Regions from separate parts of the Homo sapiens genome. Here region 1 is linked to region 2. Evidence: read pairs that join two places in POLR2A ChIA-PET (ENCODE). Cell type or tissue: PC-3. All regions are shown on one strand. Each heading gives the region's core, and the rest is flanking DNA. Links, peaks and the distances in the headings are about the cores only. Region 1 overlaps ITGB1-DT (ITGB1 divergent transcript). Region 2 overlaps ITGB1 (integrin subunit beta 1).

Region 1 (2,813 bases), core at 35-2,534, 110 kb after region 2:
GTGGTTTTTGGTTATGTGAATAAATTCTTTGGGGGTGATTTTTGAGATTTTGGTGTACCCATCACCCAAATAGTGTACACTATACCCAGTGTGTAGCCTTTTATCTTTCAATCCCCTCCCATCTTCCCACCTGATTCCCCAAAGTCCATTATATCATTCTTATGCTATTGCATCTTCATAGCTTAGCTCCCATTTATAAGTGAGAACATACAATATTTGGTTTTCCATTCCTGAGTTACTTCACTTAGAATAATGGCTTCCAGCTCCATCCAAGTTGCTGCAAAAGATATTATTTCATTCCTTTTAATGGCTGAGTAGTATTCCATGGTGTATATATACTACATTTTCTTCATCCATTTGGTTGATGGGCACTTAGATTGGTTCCATATCTTTCAATTGTGAATTGTGCTGCAATAAACTTGCATGTGCATTTATCTTTTTCATATAATGACTTCTTTTTTTTTGGGTAGATACCCAGTAGGATTGCTGGATTGAATGGTAGTTCTACTTTTAGTTCTTCAAGGAATCTCCATACTGTTTTCCATAGTGGTTATACTAGTTTACATTCCCGCCAGTCATGTAAAAGTGTTCACCAGGGTCAGTTTTAATATGAACCTGTTCATGACATTGAACACTCGTTCATCAAACATTTTTTATGGTAGCGCTATTCTAGGCACTGAGGGCGCAGGGGTAGACAAAGCAAAGGAGATCTCTGCTTTTGTGAAACTCACGTTTCTGCACGCAGCTCATCAGTGCGCTTCAAGTCTCTCACTCTCTGTCTACTTGCCTCATTTCCTACCACTTCCTTCAAGGTTTCGAGGCTTTTGGGGCATCAACCATTCATAAATGGCTTGGTCCAAGCCTGCAGAGCTTGTGAATGGCAGCCTCAGGCTCAGACTTAGCCCACCTGATTCCTGCGCTCATAGTCTATGCTCTCACCACTGCATCTGCCAGAGATTGACAAGGTACCTGAGCTTCTGTCAATCGAGGCTGTAGAGAAATATTTTCAGTGGCTTGTTTACAAAATTTCCTCTTTTGACAGCATGGCTGGCTGAATAACAGTCCTCCAAAGATGTCAACACTCTACTCCCCGGAACCTGTGAATATGTTACCTTATGTGGCAGAGACACTCTGTAGATGGGATTCATTTAAGGATCTTGAGTTGGGGAGACGATTCTGGATTGCCTGGGTAGGCCCCATGTAGTCACAAGGTCTCTTACGAGAGAGACAGGAGGTCATATGGGAAAGAAGACTCTGCCCTATTGGCTTTAAAGATGAAGAAAGGCGGGCAAGAGCTGATAGATGCAGGTGGTCACTAGGAGCTGGAAAAGGAAAGGAGAGAAATACTCCCCTGGAAACTCCAAAAGGAACCCAGCCTTGCAGACCCATTTTAGACTTTTTTTTTGAGATGGGGTCTCACTCTGTTGACCAGGCTAGAGTGCACTGGTGTGATCATAGCTTACTGCAGCCTCAAACTCCTGGCCTCAGATGATTCTGCCACCCCGCCCGCCTCAGCCTCTCGAGTAGCTGGGACATCAGTGTATGCCACCACATCGGGCTAATTTTTTTTTTAATTTTGTAGAGATGGGGTTTCACCATTTTGCCCAGGCTGGTCTCAAACTCCTGGCCTCAAGTGATCTTCCTGCTGTGGCCTCCCAAAGTACTGGGATTACATGCATGAGCCACCATGCCAGGCCTCCATTTTAGACCTCTGACCTCCTGAATCAGAAGAGAGTATGTCTGTGCTGCTTAAAGTCACTACGTTGGGGGTAATTTGTTACAGCAGCAATAGGAAACTAATCAGTGTAGCAGAAAGGTTTCCTCATCTGTGGAATGTGAGCTTTGGGCCAATTTATTCTCAAGGCCTTTCTGGTCTGTGTTCTAGGTCCACTGGGTTGGGGTCTTCAGCAGCAGATAGGATCAAGGCCCACAGTACTGACTGGGCATGTTTGGAGCTTCTGAAGCTCCCGGTCCCTAGGATCACAGGCATTCACCTAGTGAACAAATGCTTTGGGGATCAGTCAAAAATGCAACCAACATTTTACTGGCAGGGTCTTAAAAGCACGTGACTCATTCAGAAATACAACATTTGGTCGATGGATATGTCAGACTTTCAGGTAAATTTAATCAATGAACAACCACTCTTTTATTTTCCTCCAAACCAGGATTTCCTATTACATTTCATTCCATTAGCCTTGATATAAAGTGGCAGTTGATAGCAAGCCATATTGACAGGCCCTCCCAGGTATAATGTAGCAGTTACCTTAAATCACTTATTCACCACATGATTCATGGCACACAGAGGAATAGGTCATCACTGAGTCTTTAAATATAAAGCTAACATAACAGAACACTCAAAATCTTTAATGTCTGTGATTTAATCCACCTTAATTAATTAGAAGGCATGTGATGGCCTCTTCGCATCTTGAATCATAACCAACAGAGTATTTGTTCTTACTCTGATAAAGGGTAACAGGCAGGTGCTTCCAGCGGGTGGGGGTGGAGGGGGTGACAGTGCCTGATTTTGGAAGACCAGCCCCCTGTGGGCTTCACAGTGAGAATTCACTCCCACTTGGCACAGCTGTCTTCCTTTGATGCAAGGGATGCTACAAATCATTTTGATCAACAAACATTTCTTGATCAACTACTAAATGTAGAAAGGCTAGACATTAGGGGTATAAAGCTGAATAGGGCTAGATCTATACCCCAAAGAAAGGAATTCAGTATAGCAAAGAGATATCTGCACTCCCATGTTTACTGTAGGACTATTCACAATAGCCAAGATTTGGAAATAACCTAAGTGTCCATCAACA
Region 2 (2,813 bases), core at 251-2,750:
ATCAAAAGTTGCACAGGTGGAATTGAAACCTGACCATCTGTATCCAGAAGCTATGACCTGACTTCATTAAACTGTAATTTTTTCAAAGCCTACTTAATCACTATTTTAAAACAAAGAACATCCTTCTAGTGTTAGAACTGACTCAGGGCACAGAAATGGAAAGGGCTTATAATGTTCTATGAGTTTATTTCTTGGGCATTTGAACTTAATAGAGGCCAAGAAAAGTTATTTTAATTGCCATATTTCATAAGTACAGACAAAGGTTTTGTGTCTTGTTCCTATAAAAGCATTTCACCTTAAGGTCATTTTTTACCATATGAAATTTTATCTAAGGGGTCATAATTCATTCCCTGAACAATAAACAATCTTAAACACCACCCACAAATAATCTCATTTTAGTGGTTAACCCAAATATGTGCAATTGTTTCCACTGTCAAAAATAGTGCATAATTGTTTTAATCTTCACTGTAAACTAATCTTTATCCATAAAAGTATGGTTTTATATCATGTTCAAACTTTTAAATACACACTCATTATTTATTAATTTTTTTAAACAATTTTACAAATAATTCATTTGGCATTTCCTTTTAAATTTACAATCTTTAGAAACTTTATATGGACTATCTTTGTAGAAATTAAACAACTACACTTTAGAAAAAAATTGTAACATATGTAACATATGTAACATGTTATGTTCATTTCAGAGTTGAAAAATAAGCCACCTAAAAGCCAACTCAAATAAAAAGAATACACAAAAGATTTCACAAAATCTCAAATCTTTTCACCTTAATAGTAGAAAAGATTCTGATACCTATAGAGGTATATCATAAATGTCTCCTAAAAATTATAATAAACTTGGATTCATCCCAAGTCTGTTCTACCATCATTATTTTCTGTATCTGCTTTTAAAAGGGGAAGAAATAGGCCAATAACAGATTTTAGTATTTAAAAATCAATATATTCCAGAAGAAGAACACAGAGCCAAATTGAAAGACATGAGGTTCCTCCCACTTATCCCACATAGAGAGTAATAAAAACGAGAAAAACATGAATGGAAGAAACTGAGAAATCTTTCTGAATTCTGTACCATCTGAGAGGGTGACATGTGGAGATGAGTTCCTCCCATGGAAAGGGAACCTTTCCCCTTACAGGAAGAACAATTAAAACTCAACACTTTTTTTCCTTCCATCTGGCAGGAAGAGGTGTGTTGGTCACTACAGAGGTGTTTATGGCCCAAATATTAATAAGCTAGCATTAATGATTAACAAAACTTCGCAGAAAGAATAGAGAAGAAAAAAAAGGAGACATGAAAGAGAAGAGGCTAAGGGATCCCAAAGATGTAACACCACATTTGAAGTCCTCTTCTCCTCTCCTTGACAAACAGAAAAGTAGTCTGAATTAGAAAACCATCTAAAATTCACCACTCCCACCCAGAAGAAAAATGGCTTTTTAAAGAGCACTAACCCCTTCTCACACAATGATAATGATAGCCTGGGCTAAGAAGCTCTAACAACAAAGGTTTGGCTGCTCCAAAGCTATAGGTTCACAAAACAATTTGAAATCTGAGAACAGCTCACAACACGGCGAGATACTTTAAGAAAATTATACAACAGATTGAAGATAAAATTCATCACTAGTGACTCTACCCGCCTTCTCCAGGAAAATGAAATATGGAAGATTTTTATCACCACCCAATCTACAAGTGCAAGGGAAAGATAAATAATGGATATAGTACGCATTGGCAAACAAAATGCCTAAAGATAATACGTTGGGGGTAGGGGGAGGTAAAGCCTGGAAACTTAACACCTAGGAAAGACTTCCACAGAACAAAAAGTGAAAGGAAGTCAGTGAAGAATCTTCTTTAAAAATAAGAGAAAATCTAGATCTCATTCTGCTCTTCAAGAAAGTCAGAAAATCTCAAATAGATCTTGACAGTGATCAAAGAGCAAAACCACAAAAGTCGAGGAAAAGTAAACAGAACTAAGGAAGAAAATTTAGGCTGGAATCCTCTACAGAACTCATAGACACCAAGAACAGAATCAACATAACAGGAAAATCACACAAAATTCAAATAATTCAAGCCAATGAGAAACGTTGTCTAATGGTGATCTCATAAACAGACAACTGGTACAGCACCACCACCACCACCAGCCCCTCCCTGTCCTGAAAAAAAAATAGCTTTATGTGAGAAACGGGAAAAAAATGAAGCATTTAATTCAAATGGGGGTAAAGGGGCACAAAATTAACTCAAGACTTCAGAGGATGAACGTAAAAGCAGAAAAATACACTATAAACAAAGCTATTAAGCCATAATATGAAGGGCTGATCCAAAATGAGCAAAAAACCTGCCCGAACTTAATTCTTCCCAGCTCCTCCTTCCACTCAAAAGGTAAGACATTATTACCTAGCAATTGATTGTTTTTCAAACCAGCCTAGTATGCTGTTCCTTCTTTCCACTCTCTATGCCTGCGGACTTTTTTGCCTTTCCCTGTGAGGAGGAAAGAAGTTGGGAACGGTTTTGGTTGAGAAAGTTTACTTTGGGGCAAGTTGTCAAAGATAATTGTGAGTGGAGCCAGCAAAAGAACCAGCATGATCAACGGTATCAATAAGCACCTGAGAGCAAGACTTATTCCCCGTAATTTCAATTAAGGAGAATTATCTTCTCAAACTGCGTAATTATATCCACTTTTTAAGCAGATCATTCCAAAATGCTTCCTTGATTAAAACTAATTTTGACCACATCTTTTGTCACATCTTCCTCTCCATCCTGTCTGTGGTGGAGTGCATACAGTATTTTAAATACATGATAAATG

Evidence for each region. Peaks named below come from ENCODE experiments on the same cell type or tissue, not always from the same donor. Only the 100,000 strongest peaks of a DNase experiment are listed, where the experiment ranks them.
Region 1: POLR2A ChIA-PET joins it to region 2 with 7 read pairs; 4 of 35 experiments call an interaction of 5 or more read pairs at or near these places.

Annotation. Positions count from the first base shown.
Region 1 is chr10:33,059,754-33,062,566 of GRCh38, forward strand. All of the region lies in intron 2 of ITGB1-DT (ITGB1 divergent transcript), which reads left to right. Among named protein-coding and RNA genes, the nearest start is that of IATPR, 56 kb to the right of the region's middle. In PC-3, for the core only: no CTCF peak of the experiment used is centred there; no DNase peak of the experiment used is centred there.
Region 2 is chr10:32,949,271-32,952,083 of GRCh38, forward strand. The region is part of intron 1 of ITGB1 (integrin subunit beta 1); the gene reads right to left. Among named protein-coding and RNA genes, the nearest start is that of ITGB1, 7.6 kb to the right of the region's middle. In PC-3, for the core only: no CTCF peak of the experiment used is centred there; a DNase peak (open chromatin) is centred at 1,661; H3K4me3 peaks cover 2,044 bases; H3K27ac peaks cover 1,876 bases.